Regions from separate parts of the Homo sapiens genome. Here all the other regions are linked to region 1. A link is an interaction called in ENCODE POLR2A ChIA-PET data of the cell type or tissue named here. Cell type or tissue: PC-3. All regions are shown on one strand.

Evidence for each region. ChIA-PET counts read pairs that join two places held together with the same protein. Peaks named below come from ENCODE experiments on the same cell type or tissue, not always from the same donor. Only the 100,000 strongest peaks of a DNase experiment are listed, where the experiment ranks them.
Region 2: POLR2A ChIA-PET joins it to region 1 with 22 read pairs; 20 of 35 experiments call an interaction of 5 or more read pairs at or near these places.
Region 3: POLR2A ChIA-PET joins it to region 1 with 26 read pairs; 2 of 35 experiments call an interaction of 5 or more read pairs at or near these places.

What each region holds. Positions count from the first base shown.
Region 1 is chr13:44,431,641-44,439,640 of GRCh38, forward strand. It overlaps TSC22D1 (TSC22 domain family member 1), which reads right to left. Exons shown (of 3, transcript NM_183422.4): 2 at 4,404-4,455; 3 at 503-3,243. The coding sequence ends at 2,986. LOC124903167 (a long non-coding RNA gene) reads left to right here and starts at 5,564. Exons shown (of 4, transcript XR_007063778.1): 1 at 5,564-5,652. RefSeq lists an enhancer at 3,008-4,207 and a silencer at 3,525-3,634. In PC-3, a CTCF peak has its summit at 6,561 (motif pointing left); DNase peaks (open chromatin) are centred at 3,751, 5,171 and 5,611; H3K4me3 peaks cover 4,371 bases; H3K27ac peaks cover 6,844 bases.
Region 2 is chr13:44,260,339-44,268,338 of GRCh38, forward strand. No RefSeq gene overlaps it. Among named protein-coding and RNA genes, the nearest start is that of MIR8079, 68 kb to the left of the region's middle. RefSeq lists an enhancer at 3,302-4,501. In PC-3, no CTCF peak of the experiment used is centred here; a DNase peak (open chromatin) is centred at 7,803; H3K27ac peaks cover 1,605 bases.
Region 3 is chr13:44,538,185-44,546,184 of GRCh38, forward strand. All of the region lies in intron 1 of TSC22D1 (TSC22 domain family member 1), which reads right to left. Among named protein-coding and RNA genes, the nearest start is that of TSC22D1-AS1, 34 kb to the right of the region's middle. In PC-3, no CTCF peak of the experiment used is centred here; no DNase peak of the experiment used is centred here.

The sequences.
Region 1 (8,000 bases):
GCAGAGTAGTGTCTATATAGATTAATTTTCATTCCTAATTTTAGTTATAATTAACTTTTATACATTTCTTGTATAAATTTAAAGCTGTTCTGGCATTGCATATTTATTCCATAATGAAAAATAAAAGTTCTCTTTTAAAGTATGCAAAAAATGCACACAATTACTGAAATATGAACACTGTTCATTTGAAATACAAAGTAGACGTTCATTCAAATCCATGTAAAATTCCTACTTCTCCTTCATTGAACGGGGGTTTCTCCTGCTGCAACTGATGTCATGAACACTCAGTGCTGGTACAGCATGCCATTCCCCTTAAAAATCTTTCCTTCTCCACAGAACATAAGTGCAACATAATCAGTTATATAATAACCCACAGGCCAATAAGACCTACACTCAGGTCTATAAGCAAGTAGCAAAATGCCTTTTTAAATTACCTTAAATATGTTTAAATATAAGTCAATCATCTCAAGTATGTTTAGTAATTACTAAAATGAGGAACATGTATGGAAAGACATCTTTTAATAATTCATTCTTATTTCACAAATATTCAGCTGCCAAAATTTCATGAGTCTCACATTTTTAATAAAAAGACCCAAAGTTCCATTAAATAATGGAGAAAAAAACTTCTCCACCATCTTAATACACTGACATGAGATTTTTCAAATTTTCCACGATTACCACCTATGGTATTTTAAAGATCTTCATTAAAAACATAAAAAATGAAATGGCTAGGGATTTCTATTCACTATAGTTTTTTCAAGGAAATGTAATTACTACGTAAGTATTCCTTTATTAAATTTGAAGTTATATAACCAACAAGCCAATATGAAAGATTTTTCTTTACGTCCTTTTCAAATTCCCCCAAAATATCTTTATGACAACTGCTATCAGCCTATGGCAGTGAGCCATCCATCATTTCAACAGGATGCCCGTGTCACCACTTTATAACACATGCACGCTATCGAACAATTCTTTTTAGGGATCTTGGATGTCCCATTCACCTCTCAATCTCCCACCAGCTCTAGATGAGAGAAATGAATGATTCAGAAAGTTTGTCCTTGTTCTGCAAGGACTTAAGACAAGCCTTAGAACTTGGGATTGGTCCAATTCCTACTGGGCAGGGGGCCACTGCTGAGGCCCTAGGTTGATAGATTACAGAGCCGGTAAACCCACCCCATTCACTTGCTCGCTCACGTTACTCCTACTGCAGAGTGGGATCCCTCAGGCTCACTCCTCAGGTGCCAGGGGCCAATCTGCCTCAGGATTCCTTCGTGGTTTTAATTTTGGCCTGTTTTATAGTCATGCAGAATCAACTGCAAGGACATCCTTGCTCATCTGGTCCCACCTCAAATCATCTTTTGCTTAGACAAAACGAATTATCCCAGGAGCTAGAAACTCATCCTACACTAGGAGAAACATCCCAACCCAGGGTGACAGGGTTCTTAAAGTGGAAATCAGCTTCTCCAACTTCCGTCTTTTGATCCTAGATCTGCTTATTCCAATTATACACAGAATAAGGCTCCTTCTTCCTCTCAGTTCAGTAAAAAATTAAGATTTTCAAGGACTCCTAGAATTTTAAAGCCAAAGGGGAATGTAAGAGATCATCTCTTTCAAACCCCTACATCCGTCCAGGAGTGAAGCAACCTGTCCAAGTCACACAGTAGTTAGAATTGAGCTGGACTCCTCCACTGTCTCTTCTCTTACCTGCTGAACAACTCAATGTGTCAATTTCCTTTTACTTCATGCAGTCAAATCACGCCCCTACTTTTCCAATCATTCCACTGCCCTTCAGGATTTTACTAGTCAAATTGTTAACTTTACCTGGAAACAGTTGTGGAAATGACTGCCATTATGTTAACAGGGTCATATGAAAAACACTTGTTTATCAACATTTATATGCTTTATTGAAAGTTGACAAGTGCAACAGTTAAATACAGTGACACCTTACAATTGTGTAGAGAACATGCACAGAAACATATGCATATAACTACTATACAGGTGATATGCAGAAACCCCTACTGGGAAATCCATTTCATTAGTTAGAACTGAGCATTTTTCAAAGTATTCAACCAGCTCAATTGAAAGACTTCAGTGAACAAGGATTTACTTCAGCGTATTCAGCAGCTAGATTTCAGATTACACAAAGTGAGTAACTGTGCCAAATTCTTAAAATTTCTTTAGGTGTGGTTTTTGTCATGTAGCAGTTTTTATGTAGATCTATATATAAAAGTCCACACCTCCTCAGACAGCCAATGAAACAACTAAATTTCAATCTGTACAACCTAAATAGTAGTTACAGTCCTCTATTGTACAAAATAGTTACACTACATACACAAATATACAATAAGCAAAACAACCTTCATGGTAAGATAGCCTAGGTCCCAGCTACCTGTCACCATTTTGTCACTCTCATAGTTTTGTGTCATCCATTGTTTGAGAAGAAAGAGGCACAGTACTATTGTTTTTTATGAATTTTGGTGACAGTTGTCAAATTTGTACAGTGAACTCTGTTCCCCCTCATTTTAGTCTTTTTACCCTCCTTTCAAGTTCCTCCTGGGGGGAGGAGAGGAGAGAGGCGAGTCCAGTGAGGAGCTCCATCGCTTCACAACCCCATGTAGGACACTAAGCGCAAGCAGGAGAGAGAACCCTTGGAAGTGAGGGGTAGGGAGCCGGAAGGGATGGAAAGGCACACAGCTCCTGAGCATGAATTAAACCATTTCTCAGATATCTGCCAAGCTGCATGAGGTCCCGGTATATCCATGCTAATTCTCGGATTAACCTTTAATTCACCCAACTAAGAAATTTCTCCAAGCCATAAGCATATGAGTGTTTAATACTGGAAAAGAGATAATGGCATATGTCAGTCTCACGTCTCTTTCGCAGCGAGCAATGAAATGGGTGACTGTGGAGGCAGATTCTCCCTAGCACATCTTCTCCGTCTGTTCAGTTCACACGCAGCAGCCAGTTCTGCGGGGGCATAGGCAGCTATGCGGTTGGTCCTGAGCCCTGCGATGCTGGCTGGGCGGGGGGCTGTGTGGTGCCCTGTGGCTGGGTGGTGGCAGGGGGGGAGCCAGTCTGCAGCTGGGCCTGAAACTGGGCAAGCTGCTCAGGACTGGCCAGTGTCTTCAGCAGATTGTTCTCCTGCTCCAGCTGGGAATTTTTCTCTATTAGTTCTTTGATTTGCTCTTTGAGGACCTCCACTTCTTCTCTGACCGCATACATCAAATGGCTTTTCACTAGATCCTGGAAAGAAGACAGAAAAGGTTTAACTCATTATTTGGTATTTTCTGGACTCTTTTGAGTTTCCAAGACATTATTTTACATGGATCTCCCTAACTATTTACATATTCCACCTTTAAAGTTGGTTCAATGACACTTGGGGAAATCTGAATACAAACATGACTGTACAATACTTGAGTTTAACGTATAAATGATCAAGCTTTGTAAAAGTCTGTGCTTCTCTGCAGACGTTGGCCAGAAACGCCCAAGTAAGGCTTCCTGAGACTGGGCCAGAGCCGGGCGCTGGGTCCCCGACTGAGACCAGCAGCGGGGACGTCCAAGCCACAGCGCGCCCACCGCGTCCCCGCCCCCAGGCCCCGCCCCGCGCTCGCCCGGAGCCGCCTCCTTCAGCACCGGCTGCAGCCAGTTCCTACCGAACATGTTGCCGCATTTTCTTCCCTCCACCCCGCCCCCCTCTTTTCGTGATTAAGCTGACATCACAGAAACCTGGGCAGACGTCGCAGCCAATGGGAGCCCGAGTTATTTATAGCTCCGAATTAAAGGTTCAGAGTTTGCCTAGCAACAGTGGGCAGAGAATCCCGTGAGAAGAGCCACAGGCGCTGCTCCAATAACAAAGAACGGCCAAGGCGGAAATAAAAAATAGGAGAAATCCAGGCGCAGGCTAAGAAAACAAAACTTTTTCTCTGATTCTTCTTCATTGTGAAGGAGCCCGCGCCACCGGGGACCCGTTTGTGCACCGTCTAGAAGACCCTTATCCAGGATCCCGACTTCTGGGGCCCTCCCCACCTCCCGGCTCCCTAGTAAAATATTAGGATTCCTAGTAAAGCCACATCGCTAAAGGTGTGCTCACGACCAGCCGAAGGAGATAGTTGGCCAGCGCTTCCCTAATAAATCCCCAGCAAAAAGGGTCACCGTGAGAAAATCCCGTCGTGTGAAACCAGTCCGGGGAAGAAGACCATTTAATACCCGCAGGGCCCCTTTCTCCCTCCACGGCTGCCGTGGTAGGTGGCTCCACGCTGGCCGAATGGAGACAGCGCCGGCATTTCTACGCGCATCAAGAGCAATCATCATCATCTGAACTTAGGGATGCACTGGTTCCACAAAACATCTTATTTTTGTGCTGTGCCCACATTTAGTATAAATGATTTTTCATCAGTACATACCATAGCTTGCTCGATTTTGTTGTCAATAGCTACCACACTTGCACCAGAGGAGCTGAAAAAGAGGAGGGAAAAAGGTCATCGATAAATGGAATTTATCTTAAGCTTCCAAGATAAAAAGGATCTCCCAATTTTGTGATATTGCTAGCATCATATTTTGAATGTTATTTAACACTATGTAATGTATCACCCTCCAGAAAATGCCAGCCCCTCTCTTACTAACGAATATCCAGGCATCTCCCTATTTTAGTAAGCCACAAAGGACTAAATTACATAATGTGGGGAAAGCCTGTTCTCTGGCCAGACTTGCAAAAATAAGGTTTTTTAACATTTCGAAAAACAACATCCATGTCACCATAATCTCTCAGCAATGGACAAAGGAATTCGCCTGGCTATCTTTCACCTGTATTATTATAAGTATCCCACGAATAAATTTAAAGAAACTATCTTAGCCGACATTTACCTATTATCAAGTCTCACAGAAGCGTTTTCAGTCCCCAGCAAGGATGACAAGAAAGAAATTGAAAAATGTCTCAGTTGGTAAACTCCTAGATCCATCGCCACTGGTCTACACCATTGGGATTTCATGCAATTGCAGCCAAAAACACCCTCGTGGAAAAAAAGAGGGAACACCAGCAGCCTTGTATAAGCTAGATAAAATCTTCTGGCTTTCCGCAGCCCAGGGAGAAACAGAAAACGGCAGCCCTAATTTAAAGAAACCCAGCTTCTAGGGCTTGATGATCCCAGGCAGATGCGGATCCCAGTGCCGTGAAGAGGCGCTTCCCAGATCCGCAGCCGGGCTCCACTCAGCTCTAGACCAGGACTCCCAGTCTTAGTGCAAAATATATGCAGGAAAGAGCTGCGCCGATTGGCCGGCACGCCACTGGGACCGCCCCCTACTCCCTTCCAGGTCCTCCCGCTTCCCTGCTTCCCCGCCTCCCCCCACCCCCACCTCCGCCCCCATTCTCCAGATCCCGCTCGTGGGGTGGGCTGGCCTGGCGCGGGCCGTGCTCAGAGGGAGTGGGGTGCTGGGTTCGGAGGTTTCCACGGCGGCCTCAAAACACTGGGCCATTGCTTCGGCAGAAAATGTGAAGGGTCCCTGAAAAATACTATGGGGGCCCCCACACGTGCTTACGTTTAAGGGAGTCAGACCCCGGTCCCCGGAGCTGTGTCCCGCGGCTGCTTAACGGCGAAAGCTTCCTATTTGTAACCCGAACCGTCTGAGCTACTGGGCATGCCCAGTCCCACCACTGTAAGACTTCGAGTGTCTTGATTTCAATTATCTAGTTCTTACCGGCAGCGGTACTGGGAGGATTTTATAGACGGTTTTATTTTTAAAGATAATAATCACCCTGCAATCATGTATTTTTTTAATTTTAGAGGAAAAAAAATCACATTTGCTCTTTGAGAGATACTACCTTTTGTTTTATAGAAACAAAACAAAAAACATTATATATTCTTTGCTAGGCATGAGGGAAAGACTCCAGATAAAATCCAGGATCTTCCCAAAAAGCCCGTAGAGCCACAAACCTTAAAATCACATCTCCCTATTAGCATCTTCTCCCTAGTAACTAAATATGCCTTCTTCTATTTAGACCCAAAAAAGTCAATCCACAGGTTGAATTCCACATAAATCTATTTTTAGTTAAGTCCCTAAGGCACGTTTTTGCAAGCTGAGTGACAATTCCTCTAAGACTCAATCCCTCAATCCTATGAGCCTTCTTACATCAGAGGGATTGAAATATTATAAAGTATGTATTCAAAGCATACAAATCCTTGAAGTTAGTCTCTGCCCATTTGCAGTGTCCAGAACCAGAAAAGGGAGGATATAATGGTGGTTAAAAATAGTTAAGCAGCCAATAGATGCTGTAGGCTCACCTCTGTTTCACCCTCTTGGCCACACTGACCAAATAATTCCCTTCTCCAAACCAAAATCGAGAGATGTGGGTATAAAATAGCTTAACCCTTTCAAAATTTCCTATATTAATTTAAAATACTTGCAGGGATGCATCAATTAAGGCTACAATTTAATATACTAGAAATCTAAGCCCTGAAGTTTGCTAAATTATAATACAACATAAACAGTTTCCAAGTCAATACATGCGAGAAAGAAAACTTAACCTCTACAATACTGCCCTCTAATGGCATAATATAAAAACCAAAAAATCTACAAAGTACTTGGGGAGACCTCTCTAATCTGTAGATAAAATTGTGTCATCACAAATAATTCCAACATAAAATCTGACCGTAGAACATATATATGTAATACACGCACATGCACAAACACACACAGTCTTCTCTCCAAAATAAGCATCTTTCCTCAAGCAGCATCCTTTTCTAAAATTGCCATCAGATCCATTTAGACAGTTTTTAAGTTGACTCAATGCTGGTAGTGGGGGTAGGTAGATTTGGTTTTCAGAAACTGTCCAAAGTTATTAGGAACCAGACCAGATCGGTAAGCACAGTAAATGATGAAGACCACAATTCTCTTTTGGGTTAAAAACCAAAGTGTGACCAACTATAAAGTGATGAGATTCCCTTTTTACTGAAAGGTTCATATTCTCCAAATTTTAAGGCTTGGCTTTTGAATAACAATAATTGTTAACATATTTATAATTTATAAAAATTACATATATTAACTCATATGATGCTTTAAAAAAAAAGATACCCATTTCCAACAAAAGGAGACTAAGTAGAAGCTTAGAAATCGTAATTATTTGGGAAGCTGGCATGTGGTCCCTATGTCTATGAATGCTAACCAGAATATTATTTACTACATGATAGTCTCTATATTTTGAAAGTTAAAGTTATACCTAAAACTATTTGTATGCTAAATTCCATTTACATGTTTTAACTGAATGCCAACTTCATGAAAAAAGGGTATTAAAGCACCATTTAAGCTATAAAAAGAGCTTTAAAAAACAAAACTCTAAGGTCATATAAAAAAATTTTTAAATTCCAAGCTGCAGTTTTAAAAAATTACTAAATTAACTGAATTTATTCATGCCGTTCTTCAACATAAACAGAAAGCTGTTTTTATTTCAATCATTTTAACTGATCATCCATTGTATCAAGCAAGAGAAGCAAATATAAGCAACCATAGTCTATTTAACCCATTTTCCTATTGAAGGACATTACAGTTATTGTTAATACTTGGATATTTTAAATAAAATTGCAAGGAACATCCTTCTACATACATCCTTGAACATGTATGTGTGTGTGCACACTTCTGGAGAATTTGTTGAGCCAAAGGATAGGCAACTAAAAAAATGATTAGAAATCTAATTTTCTCATATATTTCACATAAATATGCTAGATTCCTTTAAAACTAGACTTTTGTATGAAAACTGAGAAGACATAATTTGAAAAAGAAGGCAAAGGAAATGGAAAGCTCCATGGAGGGAAAACCCTTGGATCAGAAATGTCCGTGGCACAAATGGCTAGAATTACATTCAAAGGCTCTTCTAATTGCAAGACAAACGATCCATATGTCTGGTGCCTCATCAGAGCTCACTGAGACTTGCTGACAGGGCAGAGAAAAATACTACAAGGCTTCCAGGAGAGATCCTTAAAGCCATGGACCATATAAGTCTATTTCAG
Region 2 (8,000 bases), 170 kb before region 1:
AGAGCAGTTTTTTCCTCCTGAAGCTGAAATCAATATTAAATTAAATCTGTGTGCTTTGTCTCCATGAATAACTTTCTAACATTCTACATTGGCCAATCAGAATCCCTTCACCCTTGTCAATTCCACTTGGGTAACTTTTTTTTTTTTTTTACTCTGTTTCTTTGCCACCAAACTGCGTGTTCCCATAGGAAAGACACAGCATAACGCATCAGTTGCTCCTTGCTACTAAACAGTTGGTGGGAAAACTAAAATCTGCAGGGAAGAAGAGTAAGATAATTTTTTAACTCTTCAAGGGCACATTTCCTGTTAACCAGCTCTGTCCCCTGGGACAAGTGTGTTAAATGAATATTGACTTGGGGAAGAATCTGGGATCAAATAGGATTCTGAGCCTGTGAAGATGCTTCTCTCTCCTCATCCCCATGCTGGTGGGTGATTTTTTTAAGGTCTTCATCTTCTAATTCCCCTATTTCAACTGTTTGAATCTTTCTGGGAGACTGATTCTTCATTGAGGCTGCACTTGAGAACATGACATAAAACCATAATTTTAAAAGCACTCTAAGACTTGATACAATGAAATCAACTTAAATGTAATTATTTCTTTCCAGGATATTCTTTTTTTTTTTTTTTTTTTGCCTTTTTAAATCATTGCAGTTCTTTTCTGCTAATCTCTAACATCCCTATTCCATGACCCCCCACCAATAAATCCTAGTTTTGCTTCCTCCTTGGCCTGACTTTTGCTTGTTACCCGGAAGCATAAAAGCATCTCAAGTTTAAAAGACGTGTGGTCAGAAGCAAAGAAAAGACCCACCAAAGATGATGTCAATTAAGTCTAGCAGAAGCATTTCTTTCCATGAAAGCACACAGCCCCTAGCATCTGGGGGGAGAAGCTAACATGGTTGAGTCCCTACTGTATGGCAAGCATCTTCAATTAATCGAGACAACAACTTGCAATGCAGTGGTTATACTTGGTAAGTGAGGAAGCTGATGTTTGGAAAGGTGAAGCAACTTTTAGCCCGGTGACAAGCAAAGACTCAACCCTTGCCAGTAGAATTCCCAAATCTGATATACTGCTTGTATATTGGCAGTGAAACATATTCCCTACTCTCCCTACACATCTCCACTATTCACAACCCTCAATCCCTTCCTGAGGTGCTGAGCACAGTGAGTGCACCATCCAACCAGAAGCAACAGCTGTGGAAAGAGCCTTTGGAGGGGCTGGCATCAATCAAAGTCCAGGCATAAACCTCAACAACACAGGACAGCATATCTAGGCTGTAGGACACCCAGATTGCTGAATCTCCTTGGTGACTATTGAATAAATGTCCATCAAGAAGAGGAAGGGGAGATTATCACCCCCTAGAGGATAGACCAGCAGTCACTGTTTAATACCAAAATGACCCCCTGCTCCATGTGGTCCTGGCCAATGGCACCAAAAGGTCTTAACAGGCCTTGCATTATCCCTTGGTCCTGTGATTCTAAACCAAGAGACCCTTGATCTCTGTCCAACTAGAAAACAAGAAATTCATAATATGCCAAGAATACGACTGTCTACTTCATTATTTGACATTAGGAGAGACAGAAGATTCAATTCTATGCCTGTCTTCAACTTGGCAAACACCCATTATTTGCTTATGCTTACAACTTTTCACAAAATCAGCCCCATGTGCTGGCCTGAGCCCTGACCAGGGGATGGTAGGTGTATTCCAGTGCACCCAGCTCAGGGGAGGGCTGACCCTCACCCACCTCCTGATTGTGTTGTTGACCATCCCATCCCTAAGGTGGTACTGATTAAGAGCATAAACTCGGGAGCCAGACAGCCCGGGTGAGTCCCCAGCTGTGCCACTTATAGCTGTGTGACCTTGCATGATGCCTCTGTACTCGCTCTGTAAAGTAGAAAAGAGAGAATACGTTTCCCTAGAATCATTGTGAGGGGCAAATGAAATATTATATGTGAACTTAGAACGGCACTGACTTGAGTCAGGGGTCTATAAATGAGGGCTGTGTCTAATATAATTATTAATATTGCTCCTGATAATGTTTGGGAAAGGCAGCCTCCTTTTCCAATACTTTCTTAAACCCACCCAGCTCTCACAAGGACAAAAGAGACTAAGGAGGCAGGACCCAGGGTGGTTCTGGAGGTCAAAGCTGTGCATTAGAAGGCAAGGAGCCCTGGATTAGATGCTATCAGACCTAGGAACAAGTCCCCCTCTGCTTAGATGAGCCACAGGATCTCCGTAGATCTCAGCTTCCACATCTGCTGTGCACTGAATTATGTTCCCCCAAAATTCATATGTTGAAGCCCCAACCCCCAATGGGATGGTATTTGGAGACAGGGCCTTTGGAAGTTCCTTTGGTTTAGATAAGGTCCTTGTGATGAAGTTCGTGCCCTTATAAGAAGAGACGCGAGAGAGCTTGCTGTCTCTCTCTCTCTACCTGACATGTGAGGATGCAGACAGGAGGCCATCTATGAGCCAGGAAGTGGGCCCTCACCAGAAACCATGCTGGCACCTTGATCTTGGAATTCTAGCCTCCAGAACTATGAGAAATAAATTTCTATTGTTTAAGCTATCCACTCTGTGGCACTTAGTTACAGCAGCCTGAGCTAACGAATACAACACTCGAACCTGGAACCACCATTCTTACAGCTCCTTCCCCACAAGAGAGAGAAGGGTTTTCACATATAGATGGGGTTCCTGCACAAGATCCTATTGTAAAAAGGGTTCTAAGGCTGATAATTATTTTTAAACCGCCATAACAGAGGATTGAAAAATCCCTCCCACTCTAGCAGTGTTTCTGTGAAATCCATGCATAAGAACTCTTAATTCTTATGACATTGTACTAGAAAGTCATAGTTCACAGAACTTCATTTTCCACAAAATTGATGTTTTCCCCTGTTTTATGTTATCAAGTCAGTAGGAAATCTTCCTGAAATATTACTATACACTCATCACCTTAGAATCTATATATATGTGTGTGCATGCATGTATATATGCATACATATCTAGCTTTTCTTGGTGACGTATTGGTATTGTTTTGATCACCAATATTTGTACCTCTGGAAACAGAACAAGGCCTTCGGTGGCTATTGAGATATGCAATACTCTTTGCCTCCAGAATCATTTTGGGGGTGCTAAATGATCCCAGAATACCCTCTGAGTAGATGTTGCTCTCTGTGTTAAATGTGATCAGTTGCCTCCAAATCTGCATGATGCTTTATTTCACATACTGTTCATGGTGAGGCCCTGAGAATGGCTTCACATGGCATACATGCTGTAAAATGCACGTGCCCTGTGGGCTATTTTCCCCAGTGGCTTGTACACTAGTGCCATAAGCATGCACCTGTTTACACCCACTACATGACTTGGGGTGCTGGCCATTCAACTGCTAGGCTTGGCGCTGTGGACACTCCTGCAGATGGCACTGCCCAGAGGGCTCAAGGCAATTGGAGAGCTCACGATGGATGCCATCAGCAGTAAGGAGAAGCTCACATCTTCCACATTCTAAACATGAAATGCTGGAAACAGAAACAACCACTGTGGTCTGTTGTGGGAATGTACTGACCAAGCGTGGGGAGCCTGGACACTGCAAGAGGATCCTGAGAGTCCAGGAAGTCAGAGACATCGCTGTTGAAGTCGCACATCATGGGCACACATATGAAGCAATGCACACTGTATTCTGAGTAGATGGAGAGAAAAAAGAATGAATGGATAAGGCCGGACTCAGGAAGCCTTGTGACAACCCACCATGGCTACCGCCCACGCACACAGTGACAGCTTTCCCACCCCGGAGGCGCTTGCAAGCCGAAGTGGATACTTCTCTCAGTCCTCTTCTGCCCACTTAACGAGGCCCTGTGCAGACAAATTGTCTAAATGTTGTCCCCATGACAACGAACTAATTTGCAGAATGCCGGAACCAGGAGGGAATCAACCCCACTGAAAAACAGACTTGAAACTTTTTCCTGATGGAGATGACGTGAGAACACTCCAGGCCAGAGAACGATAGCAAGAGGTGAGGGGCAGTCCTCCCGGCCAGCCTTTTTCAGGGAAATCCCCTAATCATATTCCTTCATACACCACGTGGGGCTGGTTGTGTTTCCCACTTGGCCTTGGGAGGTGGTTCACACTTACAGTTCCTTCTGACTTGCAATTTCTTCCTTGCTGTCAGCATCACAAGATCTGCATTGCTGTGCCTCGACAAAGCTGATGCTCATAAAATTTCCATTGTTTCGCCATCTTAGCCTCCACCACAGAAGATTTTGTATCGGGAATCTGCCTCATTTCCTTTTATTTGGGTTTTGATACCTACCCTTGTGGTTTTGGAACATTTGTTTTGTTCTGTTTTGTTCTTTAAATGACTTTTGGTTGGAACACTGAATTTGCGTTGTGAGACTCTTGTCTTAATTTCTCCCCTTCTCTCCATAAAATTATTCACTCTGTTGCCCCGGAGATGAGATAAAATTCACAGCTCTCTCATAGCAACACTTTTGTTTTCCCTCTGTGAGTCAAATAGCATCAGATTTTTAAAATTTTAAACATGGAGACAATTACATTTCTTAAATCCAATATTTTGTCTCTCATCTTTTGTTTACTCAGCCTAGAGCCTCAAGGTCAGGTTACAATGAAAATCATACTAAACCAGCTCTTGCTTGTTTTCCCAGTCCCAAAAATATCTTCTTAGCCAATTCTTCACCAGGATTTTGTATTTTGTATTTGTAAAATACATAAAAATGATCATGCATTTATTCATTCATTTAGTGCATTTTATTGAACAGTTAGTATGTGTGGATAGTATTGTAGGTGCTGAATGCAAAGATGAACCAGAGGCTATCTTTGCCCTCTCAAGAATTGTAAGGTCACACTTTGGGAGGCCGATGCGAGTGGATCACTTGAGGTCAGGAATTCGAGACCAGCCTGGCCAACGTGGCAAAACCTCACCTCTACTAAAAATACAAAAATTAGCCAGGCATGGTGGCACGTGCCTATAATCTCAGCTACTCAGGAGGCTGAGGCAGGAGAATTGCTTGAACTCAGGAGGCGGAGGTTGCAGTGAGCCGAGATCACACCACTGCACTCCAGCCTGGGCAGTACAGCGAGACTCTGTCTCAAAAAATAAATAGATAAATAAATAAATAAATAAATAAATAATAATAAATCATAAGGTCGGAAAGGAAACTGGTCCAGGAAGCAACTGCAATACCTGGGGTAACTGCTGTGAGAAGAATTTGCAACAGGTTCTAAGCCATCAGAGGAGGAGCCTCTAATTCAGGGTTGGGAGAAAAAGGAAAAGGATGGAAAAGGGAGAGAAAAGTAATCAAAGTAGATGGAATTAAATGATGGGCAAGGCCCAAAGGACAAATGGGACCTAAACCAGGTTTGGTGCCCAGAGAAGTGCCAAGCTAGTTGGGTGAATGTGTGTTGAATCAAAGACTACAAGTAGAAAGTGTTCTAAGAGGGAATAAATATATACAAAGACAGAGGCAAGACAGTACGGAATGGCTGAATTCTGAGGCCATAAAGATGAGAAACTTAGGAAGTGCTCCCTCAGTATGGCTGGGAGGAGTGCCACTATGTCAGACAGATGGTTGTAGCCACAATCCAGGGCCAAATGTTGAAGCTCTTCAGGTAGCCTTGTTGTCTACACCCTTAGGAAACAAGCATCAAGCTGTCTAAGTTTAAGAGAGTGCCTGCACTTGACAAAAGAGTCTAAATTTAGGGAGGGTCCCCCTCCCAGAGGATTCCCTAGTCTGCCAGCCTCACAGATGGTCATACCCCAGGGCTGCTGCTTCAGGACAGACCTGAGGCCAAATTTCCTAGGGGCAGTGGGAGAGAGATGATGCAGTGTGATGGCCAAGCCCAGCACAGAGCTTCCCATGCACTCAGGTCTAGGGCTGTGGGCAGGGATTCCCAGATCAAGAACTTCCATTCAAGTTTTGATGTCAGAATCTGAATGCAATATAAAAAGAAAGCAGCTTCCCATGTCCCATGAAAAAGAGCACCACTGCAGGACAGTCTGTGGAAGATAAATCCACATGCAGGTGGGCTCACACACAGTCAGGGGTGCTTTGAACTCTCACCTGCTGTGTCTTCCCAGAGGCCCTTTGTTGACCCTACTCATCTGCCAGCAACACTGGAGGGTGCTGCTGAGACTCGCAGCCCCAGGAAGGGGACGTGCTAACTGGAGGAAAGACACCATTGTTATGCTGTGAATTTCAAATTGTTCTTCACCCTAAAGGCGATAGACTTTGTAAGTCTACTCAAAAGGTTGAGGTGGGAGGATGCTTGGGCCCAGAAGTTTGAGACCAGCCCAGGCAACATAGCAAGACCCCATCTCAAAAAAAAAAGAAAGAAGTAAGAACAACTGGTAAGAGAAAGGATTTTATCAGGGTTTCTAAAGCTTTAAAAACAAAACAAAACAATGTATAAAGACTCAAAGCTTTTCCAGCTGACCATGCATAGCAGGGCATAAAAGAAGGTATGCAAGGGAGCTCACACCACACAGAAAGAAGTGGAGCCTTCTGTCCCCCAAACTTCCCCTCCTCCCACTCCAGCATGTGGGCTTAGACCCAATCACAGAGGGGTGTGCTGGATGGGAACTGCCAACCAGCCACCCCAGCACAACAGTGGACTCAGACTGGCCAGGAGGGGGCTCCTGGAAGGTGAGCCTGAGGATGGCCTCACAGTGCCCTGCATACCCCTGTGTGATGAGAGAAGGAGCCACTGGAAGTCCACAGGCCCCGCAAGGACAGCCAATGCAGGAGGGTCTGGGGCACTGAAGAAGGACTAGTGTGGAGAAGGCAGGGAATAGATAATACCTGAGGAGGAGAATGAATGGGCACATGGATAGATGGCTGGCTGGGTAGCTGGCTGGCTGGCTGGCTGGATGAATGGATGAATGGATGACTGGATGGATGGATGGCTGGATGGATGGATGGCTGGCTGGCTGGATGGATGGATGGTTGGCTGGCTGGATGAATGAATGGGTGGGTGGGTGGATGGATGCATGGATGCATGGACGCATGGATGGATGGATGGGAGCCTGGCTGGATGGATGGATGAATAGATGGTTGGATGGATGGATGGATGGTTGGCTGGATGGATGGCTGGCTGGATGGATGGATAGATGGATGGATGGACAGATGGATGGATGGATGGATGGACAGATGGCTTTGGAGCAGAGAGTCAGAAATCTCAGTCCAAGGGGAAAGCTGGATCAGAAATGAAAAGTAGTATAAGGGCACTAAGGACAAAATGGCTGGGAGGGGCCTCCCAGATGACTTGCATTCAATGATTTGCTCTTTGCTGAGCCTTATTTTGATTGCAGCAAAAAGCCCTGTGGTAGATTCCCTGGGCAGGGAGAAAGAGGGGAGGAATGGAGCAGTTTCAAGGCTTCTAACAAGGGAAGCTTCTAGTCACTTGGATGTTACTCTCTCTTAGTATTAAGGATAAAATTAAAACCTACATAGAGCACAAATATACCTGTCTTTATATGAATCCTCTGCTATATAACTATGAGTTGAAAGTACCATAAGAAATGTCATCTTCATATCCAGAAATTAGTGCTATGTGCGAAGTACCCACATATAAAATAAAGCCCTGATTTAAAAGCTACTCTTGCTGTATCTTTTAAACCCTCACCTGTGATGATCTTTTGGGTATTTACCTATAAACAAATACTAAGCTCTATTTACATCCACACAGGAATTCCCCAAGGTAGTCATAATACTCTTCAAATCCCTAGTCAAATTTCATTTTAATGGAACGGTTCAGATAAAACCAACCACTCTGTGTTTGCCACATCCGCTCAGTAAGAATTCAACATTCTTGCCAGAAAGCAAAGAGAATGTTGTGATTTCACCCTGCCACTCCCTATATCTCAGCATTTCCAAAGACAAGCCCCACAGACCAGACCAGATTTGGTTTAGTTATGGAGTAGCACAGGAGGAATTTGCTCTAATCCGCTTCAAGATTGCCTCAGTTACTGAAAGTTATTTGTTGACGCAA
Region 3 (8,000 bases), 110 kb after region 1:
AAAAAAATACCTCAAGTTTAACAGGTATGTATTACTTTAGAAGACAGACCAAGCTACTTACATCTCAAAAGATATTTCTTCTACTTCTCTATTAGAAACTTTGTTGATTTGACAATTATAATAAGCCTCAAGACCAGCGAAGATGAGCTAAAAGAGTATATCCTAATATTAAAAGCAGTTTTCGAATAATTAAGAAGTTCACCCTTTATTTACTAGTTACTTTCAGTGTCAGGCAACAAAAAAAACCATTTCATTAAGTTTTCTGGACTTCCTCTACTACTTAAAAAAATGTTTGCCTACTTCATTAAGGTGATTTTCAATCCCACAAATGTTTTAAATGAAACAGATACAGAGAGCCGCTTTTAAAAGAAAGGAGTCTCTCAAGCTTCCTCTATTTCAGTCTTCTGAATAGAAAGAAATATTTTCATGGCCATGTAAAATTCCAATCTGAAAAGATTATTTCATTATTTGGGCCTTTCCATTTTCAGACCAAAAGTAAACCAGAGTAATTCTTAAAAGTTTATAAATGACAAGATCAGGTGGCTGGCTCATCCTTGTGTCTTCTAGACATATTGCATGGATCCATTCACCACTGCCTTCCAAACTGCAGGTGCTGGCATGTGTGACAGATATCATCCATGAAGGCTCTGCTAGAAGAATTCCTTTTGCTGAAGAAGTATGATGTTTTACCAGTTGAAAGAAATCTGGGCAATTAAAGAACAAATAAACCAGTCTCCCATTATCAAGATACCTGGAGTCACAGAAGGAATCCACCAAGGAAAAATGAAAACTTGCCAAAGGTAACAAGTTCACATTCTACCCATTGTAGGTGATAAGAACTTCCTGGAATCAAATCCTACCCTTGGCATCAAAGAAACTAAGAGAAAACCATCTTAATGCCATGGGGGAAATCTAGGAAAGGGTTCTTTTACCATAAATATTTATTCCTAGGGACTAGAAAATGACTTTTGAGTATATTAAACATAGCTTTCAGGGATACTGTATCCTGAAACTTACATTCATTCATACTTATGTTTTATTAAAGAATGGAGCCTAGAATTGACAGTAAAACCATAATAGTACTATCATTGCATCTTTTAAAAGATCTAATATGAAGTCCTAACATTTGAGGTAGGAAGAAGACCAAAAGGTTCTCACTAACAGTGTAGGATAACACTTGGACATGTGACTGTATAAATTAGACTTCAAATGTCCAGTTTGCCCAAAGATGAAATACAGAACCTTTTAAATTACTTGAATATAAAAGAGCACTTAGAAGTCCACTAATACCACAAAGGCCAAAATGGGTAGATATTCCCGTTTTAAAATTCCTGTGGACTACATAGGCATTCGTCAAATCATGTGCCCCAAATCATCCACTGCTTTAATTATCTGGAGAGAAAATTAAATTTTAGGTCTCATTTTTGAATGAGTACTAGTTAGCATTCTCAGAAAAACAAAACAGATTGCAGTCCCACCTGGTTCTTAAATGAACCCAAGGAGTTTACCACAGAATTAAATGGGCAATGGAAGGACACTCCAATCTATAAATTAACCCAAGTAAATAATGGAAAGCACCCACTTGTTTATTATCCTTTCCCACTCTCTCCAGAAGCTGGATATTCTGTCTCCAAGGGTTCAGTGGAGAAAGTGGACCCCTGACGTCAAAAGCTCTCCGTGGTCTTGGCTGTATCTGTGGTTCTAGGATCACTCCTTGCACCTCTGGTAGGAGAGAAGCACTGAAATAGAGAGCTGAATATAGATTTAAGGAAAAATTCTTATTAAGAAATTACATTCTCTGGTCATTTGAGTTTGTAATGGCTTAATCCTCAGGATAAAAAGGAGCTACCTTTGGGCATACTTTCTTTAGTGCCTTCTTAATTTGAATTTTAGAAGTCTGTCACCACAAATGATTAATTCCTCAGTAACTATTAAGAAGGGACCTGTATTGGTCTAAGCCATAACACACTCTGTGATAAACCACTCAACTCTGAGTGGAAGACCAAATCAAAAATGATAAATTATGACTGGAAACAAGATCATAGTTGTCTTTAAGGGACAGGGAAAAGGCACACAACCTCAGATATATCAAAGGAGGAGTCCCAGTTAATTCTTCTGTCAAAGAAAAGAAGATGGACTGAAAAGTAGAAACAGAAAAAACCAAGTATATTAACAGGAATACTACTAAACTTTGGGAAAGTCTAAGAAGCTGAATTTCTTCTCTGAGTTCAAGTCTTCATTAACTTAAAGAATTAATCACACTATAGGCCCATATTATAGCAATACAAAGCTAAGCCTATATTTTATGAAAGCTTATGACTACTGTCACTGAAAAGATTTATTCTTCAAGCACTCAGCTTTAAAACTGGGAAGGCAGAATAGTGGATATAGGCAATACAGACTCAAAATCCTTTTTAAAATGCATAATCATTTTCTTTTGGGTCAAGAAGAACCAGGAATAATCATTAATGGCTATAACATAGAAATTAAAGCAGTAAGATATACCCAAATTATAGATGATGGCAAAGATACTAGAAAATAGTTAGCTTTATTATAGGAATAAATAAGAGAAGGAAGTTCAAAGCACATAGCATCTGATCAAGGAAAAGCTGAAAGGAGAATAAGATAGGCAGATACATATTTAAAGTTACAGGGACTGCAGGATAAATTTTAACAGTGTTGCCTTTGGAAAACAGATCAATTATGCTTTGTGGTACAGAGTAATACATCCCTATTAAATTTCAGATCTTATTCTAAATATAAAGGTGCTGCGTATCCTTGTTCTACGGAGTACAGTCAGTCACAGTATCCTATTTCTAGGACATGTTATATTTTGGGATAAAGTTTTTATGAAATGCTATCAAGTAATCTCCCTCTCATACCAACTAGTTATCACAAGGGTTCCTTACCTGTTAGTGGAACGAGGATTGTGTTCTCTTGTTCTCTATCAATCAACCAACAAAGGTTATAGTCTCAGCACTAAGACGGTAGCAACCAACCAAAGTTAGTGTTTCTAATGCCTTCACTTCCTCCTGGCTCTGCCAGCCAGTTTGGAAATGTACCAAAAGCTGAAAAGGAATGGTTATTCCATTACCTAACAACATTTAGACTAAGTAATTTTAAAAGCTTAAAGATGAAAAGAATGAGCTAACCCTTCTGCACAGGGACATATCCAATTCTGTACAAATGAGAAATGACAGTTTGGCCTAAGTAAAGAAAACCTATGAATTTAACCATCAAATCTGCAATTACCAAATATTAAAGAAAAGAAAAAAGAAACTGGAAAGAAGAAGGTGAAACTGCCATCTAACAAGAGGTATCAAATAATTATGAAAGTACTTTATGCACCTAAAGTGGCAGCTATTTTTTCAATTTAAGCTTCCAACAGATTTTAAGTCCAAAAGCCTTTTAGTATTTAAAAGACTGTATCTTTAGATCAGTAGGCTTTAAAAAGTATTTTACAGTATAATCACAATGAGGAGGTATATGATGGATGATAAGAAGAAAGGAGCACAGATTAGAAAAAGGATCTGAATGCTGAATCTTAACAAATGCAATCTAATTAAGTAGTTTCAAGAGTCTAAAACACCCTAGTAGATTAACAAAGCATTCCACAGCTGGAGTTGTTAAGGAGTGGCTCTTTAACAGAGGAAAAAGGCTTAAAATCAGTACGTTGGAGCTATCTACATACATTTTCACAGTACCTATATGGTGCAAATAGGTGCTATAAAAGTGCTTTAAAAATTATTTATTAAACAATCATCCTCTAGCCTTTTCTAATCAATTTCCTTGACAAATTATTCTTTTTCATATAGTAATAGCTCAATATCAACCATGAAAATTATCTAAGATTTCTAAATTAATGAAATCTAAGTAAAACTTAACTACTTTAAAATAGTTTAAAACCTATTCAGAAATTATAATTAAGATACGATTTTCCAAATTTCCTTTAGTTTCCTTTCCAGTCGTTTTCAATAGTTAACTTTCCAATAGTTTTCCTTCAGTTCTTGAATACTAATCCATAATAATATATAGGTGAGTGAAAATACAGGCAAAAAGAAAGAGGTACATTTTGATATAGGAAATACACCTCGTAATTTTCATTTTTAAGTTTACAGGCCTACTTCACTTTGAAAATGAAAAACAACTCACAAAAAACCAGATCTTGCTCAGATTAATATTGGTCTAAATTTAGAATTTCTCCTACAACAGGAACTTTACGTTAAATGCATCCAAATCTTTATTTATCACACACCACAGTATAATATAGATAAAAAGTACAACAAACTTAGATTTAAAAAACCAAATGTCCGAAGGTTAAGTTACACAACAAGTTAAATATGAGAGCTCACTGGAGAAAATGAATCTTTACAAACTTCCCCTAAGTCAGAACGCTTTCAGAATATAACTTCTTTATTTTGCCTGAAGTACCAAAACATAATAATTCAACACTCATACTCAGAAATGAATAAGCAGATTTCTCTAAGTAGAAATTATTTTGAAATCACTGAGGAGAGCTGGTAAAGAGAGCTTGCTTTAAGAGTTAATAATTTATGAAGACTCTGAATTTGATAATGTATCATTTATATAAAAAATGTAAAGATGCTTTCAAAATGGGGTCATTATTTGAAAAAGAAAGTGCAGCCTTTGTGAGAATATTATTGATGGAAGCTCCTAAAAATGATACAGGAAGCCCTTACCTAATTCTATTTTAGTGGACAACATTCTTCTATGTGATATTTTAAGAGGGAGAAATATTTATTACACTGCAAGACTTACATTTCAACCACTAGAGAAAAAATTTCAAACCAAAGCTAACAAAATCAGCAATGCTAAGCTGCTACCTCAAATGGCTGTTATAGATCTATTAACCTACCAGTACATCAATGAAATCATTTTAACATTTTCTGTAAATAATGAAATTTTTAAAGATTCTTACTGAAAATCCATGTATATTCAAATCAGAAGCAGTATTTTATATATAAATACCACTGAGAAAATTTTATGAGAAGTACATCAAATTAGGCTGTTTGCAATATTTGTTCTCAATATTAAATTATGAAATGAGCATACACAGCTTATTAGTTTTAAGCATTTCTAATATCTAAGCATAAGGGAAGGCTACACCTATTTAAGCTATGAAATAGAAGGCACTATGTTTCTACAAAGACTGATTTCTACTCAAATGTGCTACAACTGACTGATCTAAAGTTGAACTTAATGGTTTATAAATTTACCGATTATTCATTAACCTGGACATTCTACATACATTGGAAGTATCTTTTTATTCTTTACCTATTATCACCCATTCATACTGGTTCTAAGGCACTTCTACAAAGAAAACAAATTCTTCACAAATTCCTCTAAGTATCCAAAACAGTCCTAGCTGGCAGTAAGAAGAAAAGGAAAGAACATGCTTAACAGAAGCAGTGTGTCTTTTATCTCTAGACCCTAGAAAAGTGCTTGGCACACGGAATAGGTAACTCAGTAAATGCTTTACAAATAAGTTACTGATCAAAAAACAAAGGAGAATTTTGTCAAGTGGCCGATATCTAAAGTAGACACTAAAAAGTTCAACTTTCTAATCCTAAAGAAAACAAAAAATTTATCAAAAGTATAACTTTCGGCCAGGCACCATGGCTCACGCCTGTAATCCCAGCACTTTGTGAAGCTGAGGTGGGCCGATCACCTGGGGTCAGGAGTTCAAGACCAGACTGGCCAACATGGTGAAACCTTGTCTCTACTAAAAATACAAAAAATTAGCTGGGCATGGTGGCGCTCACCTGTAGTCCCACCTACTCGGGAGGCTGAAGGAGGAGAACCGCCTGAGCCTGGGAGGCAGAGGTTGCAGTGAGCTGAGACTGTGCCATTGCACTCCAGCATGGGTGACACAGCAAGACTCCGTCTCAAAAAATAAAAAATAAAAAATAAACTTTCATGTATCCATCTCTTTTTGGGGTCGTCAACTTCTAAGGATTAATTTTTTAGTATAGTTAGCAGAAATTTCAAAGGTATTATCCTGAGAGATGATACAAATGTTAGCCAAATTGCAACAATTACAGATTTCTAATATTCTTTTTCAGAGATTTAAAAGTAGTACAAAAACCAGATACTGCCAGAATATCCAATTTCAAAAAGGGAGAGATCTTACCCGATAACAAAACAAAAAGGCAAAAAAAAAAAACCCACCCAAGTTCTTCGGAATTAGTTAACTAAGGTATTGTACTGACACTGGAGGTAAAGATTATTTCTAAACCATAAATCTTGTGTGTATTATCAAATGGAATACACATTTTTTGAAAAAAAATAGGGAAGACTCTGAGCAAAGTTGTGTGTTAAAAAGAATTTTTTTTTTAATTAAAAAAAAAAAAAACCAACGGGAAGGAAGTCTGAACTTAAGGGGCTGAATACCATCAAGAGGATATGTGCTTAATCATGGACAGTAATTTCCTAAAAGAGAAGAAAGCTGTAATGAAAACAGAAAAACCTAACTATTAAAGCATTTTTAGAGCTCAACATCTAGCCAAATTCCATTATCTGTATATTTTCTCTTCAACCTTTTGGAAAATATACCATCTGAAAATGTTACCGGTATTCAAGTTAGTCCACTAGATATAAATATCAAGTATTTGTTAAAAGACAACCAACAGATAACCCAAATGTGTTCATGCTCCACTGAGGTAGAAGATGAAGTAAAACAGATGAAAAAGAAACAATCTACAATATATATATTTTAGAGTAGTTAATTCACTATAGAATAAAAGATAAAAGGCAATCATAGAAACACAGTTGCATAAACTATATTGACTATAAAAAAGGATAAGGCAACCTAAGGGTCAAGAAAACTAAATATAAAAATGATTAAATTTGGCAGGGCACAGTGGCTCACGCCTGAAATCTCAGCACTTGGGAGGCCAAGGTAGGCGGATCACCTGAAGTCAGGAGTTCAAGACCAGCCTGGCCAACATGGTAAAACCCATCTCTAATAAAAAATACAAAAATCAGCCGGGTGTGGTGGCACACGCCTGTAGTCCCAGCTACGTGGGAGGCTGAGGCAAGAGAATCGCTTGAACCCGGGAGGTGGAGGTTGCAATGAGCCGAGATCACACCACTGCACTCTAGCCTGGGCAACAAGCGAGATTCTGTCTCAAAAAATAAATAAATAAATAAAGCTTAAATTTGCCACTGACTCCTTAAAGTGAAAAAGGCTAGTATATGTCATTAAAAAAACCTTAGTAATTTTAAGAAGATCTCTAAATTGCTCTAACAAATACTTTTTTCATAATTAACCTATCCATTACTTTTACCTCGCTAGTGTCTTCTTCGTCTTGCTAGCATGAAATATTTAGCTTTATTCTTATAATGGCCAGCAGCACATTTTGGACCTATAAGGTACTGAAAAAAAAAAAAAAAAGGATAATCTTCCTACTGTATTTTTTCATTCTAGGATCTTGGGTTGCGTTACGTTCATAAGAGTGCACTTAGAAAACTCAGAAAACATGAAAGACCAGGCCAGGCGTGCTGGCTCACACCTGTAATCTCAGCATTCTGGGAGGCCAAGGCGGGTGGATCACTTGAGGCCAGGAGTTCAAGACCAGCCTGGCCAACATGGTGAAACCCCGTCTCTACTAAAAATACAAAAATTAGCCAGGTGTGATGGTGCATGCCTGTAATCCCAGCTACTTGGGAGGCTGAAGCACAAGAATCACTTGAATCCAGCAGGCAAAGGTTGCAGTGAGCCAAGATCGCGCCACTGCACTACAGCCTGGGTGACAGAGCGAGACTCCGTCTCAAAAAAAAAAATAAATAAATAAAAATACAAATACAAATAGATAAAAAAGAAAAGAAAGACCATAGCAACAAAACCACTTACGTTTTGCGAATTAGGCTGCCTTTACATTAATTCCTTTGGGTCTTTATCCATTTATGACAAGGAAAATAATGTATCAGTCAATGAAACAAAAAAAGATGTTAAATAATTAAATGTAAAAGATTCTGAT